Regions from separate parts of the Mus musculus genome. Here region 2 is linked to region 1. Evidence: chromatin contacts called from ENCODE Hi-C or POLR2A ChIA-PET data. All regions are on one chromosome and are shown on one strand. The core of a region is the stretch at or near the end of the contact, and the rest is flanking DNA. Distances in the headings are between cores, read along the strand shown. Region 1 holds the start of Ago1 (argonaute RISC catalytic subunit 1). Region 2 holds the start of Thrap3 (thyroid hormone receptor associated protein 3).

Evidence for each region. Hi-C counts contacts between places; a loop is a spot of excess contacts on that map. ChIA-PET counts read pairs that join two places held with the same protein, here RNA polymerase II (POLR2A).
Region 2: POLR2A ChIA-PET joins it to region 1 with 15 read pairs in embryonic stem cell. The contact joins the promoter of Thrap3 here to the promoter of Ago1 in region 1. A Hi-C loop is called at or near these places in 1 of 37 maps with a recorded cell type or tissue (T-helper 1 cell). POLR2A ChIA-PET finds 5 or more read pairs at or near these places in 2 of 5 experiments (both embryonic stem cell).

The regions. Positions count from the first base shown.
Region 1 is chr4:126,464,606-126,471,343 of GRCm38, reverse strand. Ago1 (argonaute RISC catalytic subunit 1) reads left to right here and starts at 2,761. Exons shown (of 19, transcript NM_153403.3): 1 at 2,761-2,947. The coding sequence starts at 2,923.
Region 2 is chr4:126,199,563-126,206,884 of GRCm38, reverse strand. Thrap3 (thyroid hormone receptor associated protein 3) reads left to right here and starts at 4,175. Exons shown (of 12, transcript NM_001356455.1): 1 at 4,175-4,315. Gm25323 (a small nuclear RNA gene) reads left to right here and starts at 5,608; the gene lies at 5,608-5,710.

The sequences.
Region 1 (6,738 bases), core at 1,512-4,011:
AGACCCTGAGTGTGTCAGCCTGAAAAACAAAGTGCTCTCTGAATTTCCTTCTACCCCTTTTCTTAGCTGAGATGGGGGTGGGCATCATAATGGTGGGGGCAGTCTGTCTGCAGAAAAACTCTGACAGCTGGGCCAGAGTGTGACACCACTGTACCCTTTGGAGGTCAGTCAAAGGAGTGATCAGTTCCTTTCCTTAAAATAAACATAAGGCTGAGTCTTAACAGAAGGAGACTCAGAGGGAGACTCAGGCTTTTGGGGAATGCTTTCCTTCCCACTCACTTAACCCAGGCAAAGGTCTTAACTCAGGCCAAATGTCTTGCTATTTCTAAACGTTGTTTTTTGTTTTCTCTATGCTCTATTTAATTCAGCTAAATCCAAATTTACTAATTATCATAGGCACATATTTGCTTAACAGCGAATGAGGCAGAAATGTATCTGATATGATCCATCTTTTAGGAACTTATTGTGTGGGAGGCAGATAGTGACTGATAGCAGCTGCTCCTGTGGTCCCATCCCTTTGGGCTCTGTTCTGAAGTTTTATTAATTCTTGTAATGTTCAAAACAGCCAATGATGTAGCTACTACAGCACCACCATTTTACACAAGAGGAAAGTGAGAAACAGAAAAGCAAAATGGTTTGTCTAATGTTGCATAATTAGTGAGTGGCAGGCTAAGGATTGAAGCCAAGACAAGCCAGCTCTAGAGCTTTCTTCTTAGTCCCTGGAGAGCACTAGTCCTTAGTGTGGCCCCCAGCTTAGCCATATCTGCATCATCTGAAAAGTTATTACACACACACACACACACACACACACACACACACACACACAGAGAGAGAGAGAGAGAGAGAGAGAGAGAGAGAGAGAGAGAGGTTTGTTTGCTTGTTTGTTTGTTTGTTTGTTTGTTTGAGATAGGGTCTCACTCTGTAGTCTTGGATGTCCCAGAACTCACACTAAGTAGACCAGACTGGCCTTGAACTCACAGAGTTCTGCCTGCCTCTGCCTTATCAGTGCTGGGATAAAGGCCTGCGCTACCCCACCCACCTGAGACATACATCCTTTTACTCAGCATAAGGCCTATGACTCACTCCGAAGGCAACTCACAAGCTGAAAGGAAGCTAGGCATACTAAAATGAATGTCTTTAAGTTCATCTCACTAGTAAGGTGTGAACATCATCCATCTCCTAAACTCCTTCTCCTTTGTATAGCATCTGATGTAAGGTGAACATTGAAAATACATAGAAGCTGGGAGTGGTGGTGGCCAGCTTTCATTCCAGCACCTGGGAGGCAGAAGAAACTGAATACTGTGATTTGAAGGCTAACCTGATCTATATAACAAGTCTCAGGCCAGCCAAGAGCACATAGTGAGACCCTGTCTCAAAAAAATGTGTGTGTGTGTGTGTGTGTGCGTGCGTTTGTGTGTGTGTGTGTGTGTGTGTGTGTGTGTAAGTTACGTTTGAGCTGGGTCTCTCTGTAATTACCCCATCAGTGCAGCAGACCAAATGAGAAGGTTATGTGAGACGATCAAGGAATTAGCTGTGGTGCTTCTGGCAAGGTAAGAAAAGGGTACCCACACTAGAGACTATGAGAATGACAGGGAATGCTTTGAGAGCACTTCATAAGGTAAGCATGTCAAGACACAGTTGAATATAGCAAATAGACAAGGGAGACAGGAGCTGATATTTTTGGCATGGAGATGCAGTTCACTGAGACAGGACAAATATATGTATTTTGTAGGGGAAAAAGAAAGGGTTAGGTTTGGACTTAAGTTTGAATTGTTAGATCCAGCTGGAGCTGTCCAGCAGACAGTAGGAAATATGAAGCTGCAACATGGTAACGTATAGATATTTGGGCATTAAAAGTGGATGAAGCTGTGAAGAGGCAAGGGGAGAGTAGAATATAAAATTCAGGTCACTACAGTGAACAAAACAAGAGGAGCCACTGAAGAAAGCTCTTCAGGACAGACATTAGGAGACTTAAGAAAATGTGAAAGCCAAGGAAAGTCTTTTTTTTTTTTAATTTTTAAGAAGAGATATAGTTTCAGATGCTGCAGGGAAATAATAGGAAATTAGCCTTTGGGGTTTGACACAAAACGTCATTAAGAGATTTGGTAGGAGCAAACGTTCTGCAGACGAAAAAGTGGAGGCAGGTGCTTCCTGCAGATAGAGAGCTCTGTCAGTGTCAAAACTGTTACACCGGCCAGAATAGGCAAGGTTTCTAACACATTTGTGGTCTCAGCGCCAGGCACGCAGCCTGGAAGGGTGGGTGGCATTAATGAGATCAGCGACTAGGGACACAGAAAGACTGACTTAGCAGAGGCAGTCAAGACTTAAGGGTGAGGGTGATTGGGAGAGGTGGGAGGCAGGGCCTTTGAGTGATTGGGTGTTGGAGGGGGAGAGGGTCGGGGAATGGGTGGGAGCCAGGCTCTGTGTTGATAGCGGGGCTGTGGATAGGTTTCCAGAGATCTGTTTAGGGAAAAGACAGGGCCCCAGGCTGCAGCCGGGGAAGGGGTGTCGCCCAGCCCCTCCCCTCTTACGCCACTGCGCGGCTCCGCCACTGGAGCCCTCCCGCCAGGCTGCACGGCTACGAGTGGCCGCCAGAGGCCGCTGCACGGTCCCCGCGCCCCCGCCCCTCTCCATTGGCCTTTGTTGCCGTCGAGCGCCCCGCTTGACTCGTTCCCGTCCGCCCCATGGGCCCATCGGTCGCGCCTGCGCACTGGCAGCTACTCGGGCGCTAGCAGGGGGAGCTGCTGCAGGCTCCGCGGCGGCGGCAACGGAGGCTGCGGGGGCGACAGCGCGAGCGGCCGGGCTTCGGGGGGGAGCCGAGCCCGGCCCGGGAGCCCGAGCAGTGCAAGTGCGAGGTACCTAGGCCCCTCACGCTGGACTCCTCAGTCTCCCGGCCGCCTGTCCTCCGCACGGGTATATGGGATGGAAGCGGGACCCTCGGGAGCAGGTAAGGGCCCTCGGGGACTGGGAGCAGTGTGTATTCCAAAGCCCTATAGGCTCTCGCGGCATAGAGCATGGTTGCAGAGTGAGGAGAGGGGCTCTCAGGGGATGGGGGGCCCATTTTGAAGGGGGTTGTATGCAGTTCCGGCTGAGAACCATGTGAAGATCTGAGACCCGGGCTGTTTGTCCTAGGAAGCAGTATACTGTCCCGAGGGTGAGAAGTAACCTGGGAGAAGGGCCTGAATGCACGGTGTCCTTCCGTGAGGTCTGGGGAGGCCTATGGGGAGGCCCGGCAGGTGGCAGGGGGGCGGGCTCCAGGTGTCCTGGAGAGGAGGGGGGCGACACAGATGGGCCTGGAACTACCGCCTGTCGGGGGGCGGGGGCTCGGCCGTGCTGGGCTGGGCTAAGCTAATGTCTCTGGGGAGTAGGCGCCGGGGCTGGCCTCTGAGCTCCGCCCAGCTGGGCCTGAAGCGGGGGTGAGGGTCAGGGGGCGGTGGGTGGGGATTTAGACCAGGGATTTCCCCCCTTAGATTGGGGACTTGAGTGGTGGCGCGGGAGCATGCGCGGAGGTACCAGCCTGAAGGGCTGCCCTATGTGGTGGGGGCGTGGCTGTTGGAGTATCCCTCCTGTGCCCCTGGGTTTAGGAGGAGTGTGCAGTCTCGCAGATTCTGTTTGCGTAGTACAAATGGGAATTGCCTTCTGTCTTGGGGGAAGGGTGGGGGGCGGTCTCTGACACTTGGTCCTTAAACCCCGGAGTAGCAGTTTGTCAAAGAAAGGGTCGAGGTCAACTGCCAGAGTGCATTTTCTGCTGCATGAGGATGGACGGGGACCAAAGCCTTGCTTTATGAGCTACTTCTCTCAGAAGATAGGCCTTAGGAAAGTGTTGGTCACTGAGAAACTAGGCCCACATGTTTTTCAAGTTTCTAGACCACTCCTGAGAAGAGATGGGAGCTTTTAATCTGAAGATAGTGCCCTCCTTTTCCATGAATTGACTCTATATCACAATATAATCTCTCTATATACCTGTGCCTCCTGTTTCCTAGTGGATCTTTTCCCACGTCAGGAGCATGTCATTAGACTCAAAGCTGCCAAGCTTGTCTGCCTGATAGAAACAAGTTGTTAGGCAGACACACTGGTGGCGCACGCCTTTAATCCCAGCGCTGGGGAGGCAGAGGCAGGCAGATGAATGAATTCAAGGTCAGCCTTGTCTACAGAGCGAGTCCCAGGACAGTGTCTCCAAAAAACAAACAAACAAACAAACAAAAACAACAACAACAAAAAGAAAACCAAAGAGGGGAGAGAAGAGGGAGAGAGAGAAGAAAAAAGAAGCAAGATGTTGGGGGTGGGGCAGCATTGACCTGATAATAGCTCTAACTTACTTTTCCTATTTAGAGGATACACACACACACACACACAAGGAGGAACTGATCTGTAATGTGTACTGATTGTATTTTCCCAAACACAGATAGCCTTGTTAGGTAGAGTGTAAATCCTTATTTTCTAGGTTGGAAACTACTACCAACAAACCCGGGGACTATAGAGTAGGACCCACGTCCAGACAGACTGACGAAAGCTTATGTCCTGAATTGCTAATGGTTTTATCCTGACGAGTGTCTGATGGGTTCTGGGGTGATGAAGAAAGGGGGCTTGTTTGTTACAGGACAGAAGGAAGCTGCCAGGTGAAGGGCTGGAGAACTGGAGTCAGCTGGATCATTGGGAAAATGCTAGTGGCGTCATCAAAAGACGGAATTAAAATTCAGGCTGGGAACTCTGATGGAGGGACCCCATAGCTGTTTCCTTCTGGGGCTGGACTGCTGTTCTTTTGGAAGGTGCTGGAGTATTCTGAGAAGACTCAAAACACTGTTGCTCACGTCCAGATGTGCCTTCAGTGAACTGGTGTGTTCGGGCATGGCCTGGCCTGAGAGTGCCTTGAGGGTAGAGGTGCTGTCCGACTTATCTGTGTGACAGTGCAGCAGTTGCTTGGCGTCTGGAGGGCCTGACACAGAGAGCATGTTTATTAATTGACTCAGATCATTCAAGTGTGAGCATATGGTTAAACTCATGTGCCTATTCTGTAATTTGTGTCTATGCATGTGGGTGGTTAATGTTTGTGGACAGATATTTTTCGAGAGATCGGCCTCAGTCCTTGCTTGCCCACCACCTGATTGACCGAGGGTACACGCCCTCTGAGTAGTCGGCTGGCTTCTTTAGAAGATGTGTGAGCCCCTGAGTCGCTGGGGAGGAATCCTGAGCCTGGGCCTTGAGCTCGGTTACTTTTCCTTCTCAGTGCTTGTAGGGGATGGGGGAGGGGGAGTGTCATTTTCAGGGCCCCTCCCTTCTTGCTTTTGTCTGCAGGGAAGGGCCCCGCCCCTTTCCCCCTAGGCTGGAGCTTTGTCCTCTGTGCTGGGGCCCTCATCTGCATCACAAAGTGGCCGTCTGTCCCTGTCTGGGTCTGAGGGGAAGTGTCTTCCTTTCTCAGACTAAAAGCTGGGGGCAGGGCGAGGTTGGGGAGTAGAGACTGTACAGCTGTGCAGCTTTCCTGGGGACAGAATGGCAGAGAGGTAGTTGTTTCCTCATGCCTTCTTTCCTAGTTTGGGGATGAAGTGGAGATGTGTTCTCCGTTTTCCCTGAATCCTGGACAGGAGAGTGCTCTTGGGCTGGCACTGGTGTACTGTCCATTTCTGGGGTGGAGAGCGCCCTGAGGGGAGTGTCTGTCTCAACTCACACCCTATAATTTCTGCTTTGCCCTTGGTTCTAGAGGGATGTCTTTCTCCCAGAATTTCAACTGATTTTTTTCAGTTTAGGAGGCAAAAGGTGAATGGGATCCTAGAACTTGGGAAAGGGAAAGATCTATCCGAAAGGGGGCAAGTGCTTCTCCAATGCAGAGTTTATGATTGTTCGTTCGGGACCGTTGCGAGTGTGGTTGTGTAGTTGTGTACTCTTGTGGTGTGCCTATGGGTAGACTTGGTCATTCATTTCATATGGGTATACTAAGTACCTGTCTTTGTGCCCGGCATTAGCTTGAGCTGTGACTAGGTCAAGTATGGTCCTCTTTTTGAAACACTGAGCTGAGGATGGTGAGTGTATGTGCAACAGTAAACTTTAAAGAGCTAGGATGTGAGAGGGGTGTTTGTTAGTGGGCTTGTGCGCAGTGTCCGCTCAGCTCTTTCTGGGATAGGTGTGACTAGTTTAGTTCCTTTGCCGCTGAGTTCTTTGGGCTGGACTTGCATGCTCCTCTGTGGAAAGGGGCTGGGGCTGATTTGACAGGTGGTTAGAGGGAGTCAAGTCCTTCAGCTTTGGAAAGTGTGCACCTCCCACAAAATGGTGCTCTTCCTGACCCCCCTCCCTAAGATATGCTCCGTATCCTCCCACCCCTGCCCCATCCCCCAGTCCTTTCCATGAAAGCAGAGCTCTGGTAAAGGGAGGTTCTGAGTTTATCCCTCTTCCACCTGGGCTAGTCTTCTGCAGGCAAGAACAATAGTAGCTGAGGACAAAGGCCCCACTTAGTCAACACACACACACACACACACACACACACACACACACACACAGAGAGAGAGAGAGAGAGAGAGAGAGAGAGAGAGAGAGAGAGAGAGAGAAAAGCTGGCCTATGCTAGCCTTTCCCAAGGGCCCCTTCTGTTCTGAATCGATCCTTTCTGCTGTCTGGACCCTCTGTGTGGAAAGATTTGTGGAGAATGGAAAGTGCTGTTTATTCCCCTTCTGACCTGCTGCCTCCCCTCTTACTGCTCTTCCTCCTTCCAGAACCTCCAGCTTTCTTCCTCATGTGAGCTTTTCTTT
Region 2 (7,322 bases), core at 2,926-5,425, 270 kb after region 1:
ATAGAATTGGATGCCCCAGTGCAACCCTGTAATCCCAGCATTCAGGTGAATTCTGAGATACAGCTCAGCCTAGACTACATGGGAAAACTTTTCATTTTATTTTATTTTTTTATTTTGCGATAGGGTCTCTTGTGACTCCAGGATGACCTTGACCTTGTGACGGGTTGACCTTGACTTTCTTCTGGTTTTCCTGCCTCTAACTCTGCCTGTAGCTGGTTCTTCTACTTTGTGGGTTCTTTTACTGCCTCAGCTTTTACCCCCTGCCCCAGTTTCATCCCCTATCATAGATAAAAGAGAAACAAGGATGAGGGAGAGAGGATTTAGAGGAATGGCTGAATCTAATTTCTTTCTTTTTGTTTCTTCTTTGACCATGGCTACTAACAAATTGCAACCAATGACCTAAACGACCAGCAACCACCGAGCCCGACTACCAGGGTAGGATTTATATATATCCTCTGAAAAGTTCCCAGAATTCCAAACAACAAATATTTGCAGAAATTATCTGCAGCTTGCGAAACCATGCTTCCACTAGAGAATAGAGAATGAGGCAAATCGGGGTCAGCTGCTGCAGACAGGTCAAAGTGGCCCCAGATCTCCACACCTGGGATTAAAAAACCCACGTTCTTATAATTTATTTATTTAGTTTTTAGTTTTTCAAGACAGGGTTTCTCTGTGTAGTTCTGTGTAGTCCTGGCTGTCCTGGAACTCACTTTTTAGACCAGGCTGTCCTGGAACTCAGAAATCCACCTGCCTCTGCCTCCCAAGTGCTGGGATTATAGGAGTGCACCACCACTGCCCAGCTTATTTCTGTGTTTTTAAGGAGACCAAAATATTCCAAAATTGTCACTATATCTACCTCCAGAGTATGAACAGCCACACTCAGGATTCTTAGGTACTAGAGATTGAAATCAGCTTTATGTATGATAGGCTCTGTACCAATTGAGTTACATCCCTATCCTTGAGACCCTGCCTTTAAAAGAGAGGTGGGGCTGGCGAGATAGCTCAGTGGTTAAGATCACTGGCTATACTTCCAGAGAACCCAGCTTCAACTCCCAGACCAGGGGATCCCACTGCCTCTCCAGCATCCTCAGGTGCTGCATGCCCATGGCTCACAGACAGACAGATATGGAGGAGGCAAAATACCCACACACACAAAGTAAACAGGATTTTAAAATTTTGGAAAAGAGGAATAGGAGCTGTGAGATGGCTTAATGAGTAAAGGTGCTTGCTGCCAAGCTTGGTGACCTGAGTTTGATCCCTGGAACCCCAGGACAGAAAGAGACACATGACTCTGACTCTGGCAGGTTGTTCTCTGACCTCCAGTGTGTGCTGTGGCATCAGTGCATCTGTAAATAAATGTCTGTTTAAAAGGAGTGATAAATTGTTCTCTGAGATGAGCTCAAAGTCTAGTAAAGGATGCTCAGGGCCGGGTATGGTAAGAACTTGTGAGGTAGAGGCAGGTGGATAGCTAAGTCTGAGGCCAGCCTGGGCTACAGAGTGAGTTCCAGGACACCAGGGCTACCTGAGAAACCCTGTCTTGAAAAACCCAAACTATTCAACCAACCAACCAAACAACCAAGCAAACAAAAAACAATCAGTCAACCAACCATAGGATGGAGACACACACATCACATCAAATTAATTAGAAAGTGCTCTAGAGAAGGGAAGGAAAATTTAGTTATAGACAGGCTAAGCTTGACACTCCTGTGGGAAGTCAGGAAGCATGGTAGCTCCCAGACATTTAGAAATGAGAGTTAAGCAGCTAATCACATCAATGGATGTAAAGGCGCTGTGAACACAGGGGATCAGTGGAGGAGAGTAGGGGACTTGACGAGACTGGATGAGAAGAGAGGGTGAGGACCAGACCCCTGCGACAGTTTCTGGGCCAGTGAAGAGGCAGATGGTACTCGTCTAGCTTATCAGTGTGTTTGCAGTATTTTGCACTAGGCATGGCATGTAGTAGACATCCAGAAAACCTGCAAACTGAAGTTTAAATCGAAACCGAACGTCTCAAGAGGAATTACAGAGTATGCAGCTCACAGGAAATGCTTCACAAGTGGGGAAGTATGAATTACGTAGAATACTACTGAGGCCAGAGAGCTTACAGATTGAGTTGAGCTTGGCGACTTTTCTCTCGTGAGAAAAGTTTACCGATCGATGTGTGTTTTGTCTGCTTTGGCCTGGTATGTGGAGAAATTCATCAACACTCATCATCCCTGCTGGGGCTGCTCTGGTGCTGCTGTTGGTGTTGGTATGCATGACAAAAGCTGATGCACATGAGAACTGGCTCGTCTTGGGACAACCAGATCTTGGGGTACAGAATTTAGCATTTAATACCAAACCAGACCGACCCTAACATCTGTTCTCAAAGAGCTCACAGTCTGCTGGTGACAAAACAGGTGCTTTAGTAATTATAGGTGTAGTCCCTGGGCAGCACACCTAAGGAACTGTCTAAATGGCGGCAACTGCTTTCCCACCTCAGCCATCACGAAGTACCACCACAGCTGGGGCATCAAGTCTCCAGTGTCCGTCAGGTCAAAGCCGCCTGCAGCTGGGAAGGTCTTCCTGTTCTAATCCATGGGCTCAATACAGGAAAGAGGGTGGGGGAAAGCCACCAATCCCTGAGCTCCCCAAGTTCAGGACTTGAGATCCCACCAATCCTTACTCCGGAAATCTCTGCATGCCCTGAAAAGCCCCGCCTCCGAATAAATCCTATATATATAACCCCTGTCCTTCGTTCACTTGCCAGGAGCAGAAACAGCCACTACTCTTCGAGTCTTTGTTCTGTACCCCAAACCCTCCCAATAAATCTGCTTTATGAGATTTGCTGCCTGGTATGGCTTTCTCATTGGAAGAAGCTAAGAAGAAAAGAAGCCATGAAGAGAAGAAGAGAAGAAAGATCAGGGCTGAGGCTCCCGAGCTGCAATGCCTCTGCTGAAGAGGCTTCCTCTCAGAGCGTAGCGGTTCCTGGGCCTTCCGAATCCCTGGATACCCTTCCTTCCATCTGAACAGGAACAGTTTCAATAGCTACAGCAGTACAGTAGCTCGTAAATGCATGACAGAAAAGGTGACGTTTGAACGCTTACATGTGCAGGATTCACTAAGGCAAGCAAGTGCAGAGAAAACCAAACTGCTCTAAAAAACCTTAGTGACCATGTGAGAAACAGCCTCGTAGTGACTTAACATCTGTAAGCTCAGCAGTCATGAATGAGGCTGAGACGAAAAGGCTGCCTTGAGTTTAGGGGACGGCCTGTGCTACCCGGTGATTTCCAGGACAGCTTGGCATACAACGGGAGATTCTGTTCTAAAAATTAAAGTTAACAAAAAACAAAAAAAAACAAAAAACAAAAACCAAGGAGAAAACACAAATCCCAGGGTTTCACTTTCCAGGACATTTGTGGTTCCACAGGTACTAATATACTTCCTGGGCCCATGTTCTTAAAAAACTTCTCTGGGCCAAGTTTGAGGCCAGCCTGCTCTACCTAGAGTATTTCAGTATACCGAGAACCCTGTCTAGAATCCCCGCTCCCCATGAAAAAAATCCCCAAACTAAAAACCTCTTTGGGCTCTTATTGCCATTAAATGGGACAGGAGGTGGCTGTAGGAGAGACCGAGATCCAACGGACTTCTGGGTCCCCTGAGATCACACTATCAAAACAACTCTTCTCCATTTTGCGTTGCGTTTTCTGGGTTCCGGGTGATCAAGTGCCTTCCTTTGTCGGGGACCTCCCAACAACTCTGTGAGGTACAAATTATGAGCCTCACTTTATACAACGATCTGTTCAAGGTCAGAAAGCAGGGGAAGGGTAAGGCACAGAACGAATGCCAAGAGGCCTGATGGCCACCAAACTAGAGACTTTCCGGGGACGTAAGCAGAAGACGAGTGGGTGGGGCTCGGGCCCTCCCTCAGTCCCCCGGAGAGGCCTCTCCAAAATGGTGGGGGCAGTGGCGTCAGCAACGCCCGGGCCCCTTCCGTCCACCTCCCTCCCTCTTCCTCAGGCCACCCAGGCGGGAGCGGGGGGAGGGGGGAACGGAGGCGCAACGCAGTCGCCCACGTGACCGCCGATCTTCGGGCGCGTGACGCAAAGCGGCGGGCCCAACGCTCGCTCTGCCTTGTGGGAAATAGAGTTCGAGAGGACGTCCGGTGAGTCAGGAGAGAGAAACCTAGGACTACATTTCCCAGGAGGTAGCGGAGCGAGGCGGTAGCCGCCGTCGTCGGAGAGCGGGGACGCGGGGCGCGCTAGCGGGCGGGGGCGAGCTTCGGGCCGGTTGTGCCGTTGCGAGATTGCAGCTGTAGTCGCTCCGGCCGGTCAAGGTGAGTGGACGCAGTTGATGGGAGTGAGGACAGCTCAGCTAATCTCTGTGTGTTGGGGTTTTCCTCTTTTCTGGGCGCCGGCTGGGCCCCGGCGAGGGTTAGGCCTAGCGTGCGGCGGCTTCCTCCACGCTCGGCCCGGGCCTGCTCCGAGCGGGCCCTGCTCCATCGGCTCCTCCCCCTCCCCGCCCTTCTCCGCTTCCCTCCGCTCCGGCCTAGTTCTCCGGGCTCCGGCCGCCTTCTCTCTGAAACAGCTTGCACACTTCTGTGCACTGTGCGGGAACGACGGCTTCCACCAACTCCATCTCCCCCCCGCCCCCCAAATCCTGTTTTACGAACCTCGTTATTTGAATTTTTTTTTTCCGGGAACTCTTGCACGCCCTTCCCCCACCAGTCTCCATTGGCCTGGTTCTGTCTTCTAGGGCCCATGTGGCTGCTAGCACACTAAATGTTAGTACTTCTTCTGTGTTTGTTTTTTTTTTAAACTTGTTTGTTCTTTTGTTTTGTTTTCTTCCTCTCTTGGCCAAAAGAGGCCTATTCCAAGTTTATTTCCTATCGGAAAAATAGTTCCCACTTTCTTCCTTTGGTTGCAAGTGAGGCCGACTTGCGTTCCTTCGGTGATTGGCGTGTGCCCTGCTGGTGAGAAGCAGTTGTGTCCCACACTTAAACAACTTTTCTCTTATTTTCTTTGCTCTTGTGATTCTTAATGGGTGGAGCGTGGCGGCGGTAGTTGGCGGCAACATTGGTGGCCCAGAAGTTGGAAGCCATCGGTGAGAGTCCTATGTTAACGAGGAGCTTGCTAATTGGATAGAAACAATATGGCAAGGACGTTATAGGACAGAGCCAAGAAAGACGGCTTTATCAGCTTTTGCGTTTAAATTTCAGTTTTTACTTTAACGTACTTAAGTTTTTTTGTTTTTTTTTTTCTTTTTCTAAAATGGCAGTGCACAACCCTGGCTACCTTTAGTGTAAATATTCAACGAAATTCACTGACGGTTAACCCCTTGTTACCGGGTATGGGAGTTTTCGATTGTGGGTCCTAAGTCGAAAGGCATGTATCCAACTGTCTTTTTTCAGATCTTTCCTAGTTTTGTTTGTGGAAATACTGTCCGTGTGTAGTCAATCCTATTATTTAGACAGCTTAGGTGTATATATTATTCTGTATAAATGTTAAAGACGGCTGGTGCCTTGAAACTTGTGGAGAAAAGTTGGTCTTTGTAGTTTTTAGTTAATTTGCAGATGTGTATCTTGAATTAATATTAGTACTTAGTGAATCAAAAAGTAATGCAGCGAGCTTGCTTTGGCAGCACACATACTAAAATTGGAACGATACAGAGAAGATTAGCAATGGCCCCTGCGCAAATGCAGCTATTTTGGCATGATTGCTTTTTTTTTTTTTTTTTTTTTTAATTTTTGTTTTGCCTAAGACAAGGTCCAGGCTGGCCTCTGAACTCTGTATGTAGCTGATACTGGCCTTGAACTCTTGAGCCTCCTACCTCTACCTTAGAGCGGCTTTTGCCCCTACACCCAACTTGTTTTTGTGTGTGTTGTTTTGTTTTTTGAAGACAGGGTCTTACTGTGTATCTCTGGTTGACCCAAGATTCCAGCCTCCCACTGCCTCGCAAAGGTGAGCCCACCACTCTGGTTTGATTACATTTTGTAAAAAGAACTGGTTGAAGGTTACTACATGTCTGGATGGCTGGGTGTGGTGGTTCTTGTCTTTAATCATAACACTCCGAGGCAATGGTAGGCAGGTTTCTGAGTTCCAGGCCAGCTAGAACTACATAGTGAGAACTTGTCTCAGGAGTGGGGTGGTGGGAGGAGGGGAGAGAGAGAGGCACAGACAGATACAGAGACAGAGAGACACACACAGAACACACTTAATACAAATATCATTTGTTTTTCAGTTCTTTTAGTACCCATGTAGGATCTCTAGTTTTAGAGATTGATTTAGTCTCTAGGTAGGGCCTCTCCTGCCTCTGTCTCTTGAGTGTTGGTGATTGCTGAGGTGAACAGTCACACTTAGTAGGATTGGTATTTTAGTCTGCAGACTAAATACAGCCCTGTTAGAAAGGGGTGCTAGTAATTGTTAGTGCTCCAGTATGCAGCATGTATCTTTGCTACCAAGTGTGGTTACTTTGGAGTTTGGATTGTTTAGTGAGATTATGGGTCACATTCTTGGGGTGTAGTTCAGTGATAGAGAGCTTTTTAGAATACTGGTTTTCCTTAGTGCAAAAGTAAGAAAGAAAAACTATGGTGAGCTGGGCCAGATAGACCTGTGTGCTCTACCCAGGACTTGAGAGACAGAAACAGGTGGATCTCTGAGTTCAAGGTCAGCCTGGTCTAGGCAGCTGGGCCTGTGTAAAGATCCTCCCTTCAAAAATCCAAAACTATAGAAAATGAAAAGTGACCTGCTTTGTATTGGTTATTTTTTGGAAAAAACTCTTGGAGTGTGTCCAAGATTTGCACAGAAGAGGTATTAGGCTGCCTGAGGAGCACAAACTTAAGTTTATTTTAGTCGTCTCCCTCTCCCCCCTTGAGACAGGATCTCTGAGACTAGTCTGTCCTAATGCTATCTCCAAGACATCAGTCACCATGCTTTTATATAGTTTATATTGGACAGATTTTTAAAATGCTACCTTGCTTCTTTGGAGAATTATGAGATCCTGAATTGAAGGAAATGTAATTATGCTATCGGTCAAATACTAGATTTTGGTGGATTGCTTCATACTTATCAGGGTCAGTGAACTGACTGATGTGACTGTGAGTGGGTGAATGGTTCAGTAGTGCCTGGTAGCCTACGTATTCCCAGCATGTGTTGAGGCCCGTGAATACAGTGCAGGAAGCCAAGGCCAGTACGATTACCAGTTGAAGTACTGCCTGGCAGCTGATATGTACACCACGTTGCCCTCTGCCTCTTCTTCCTGAGTGCTTGGGCTAGAGAGTGTTACCATACCTAGCCAGAGTTCTTTTGGAGGAAAGTGAGGAACCCGTTTTGTGGGGTATTAGA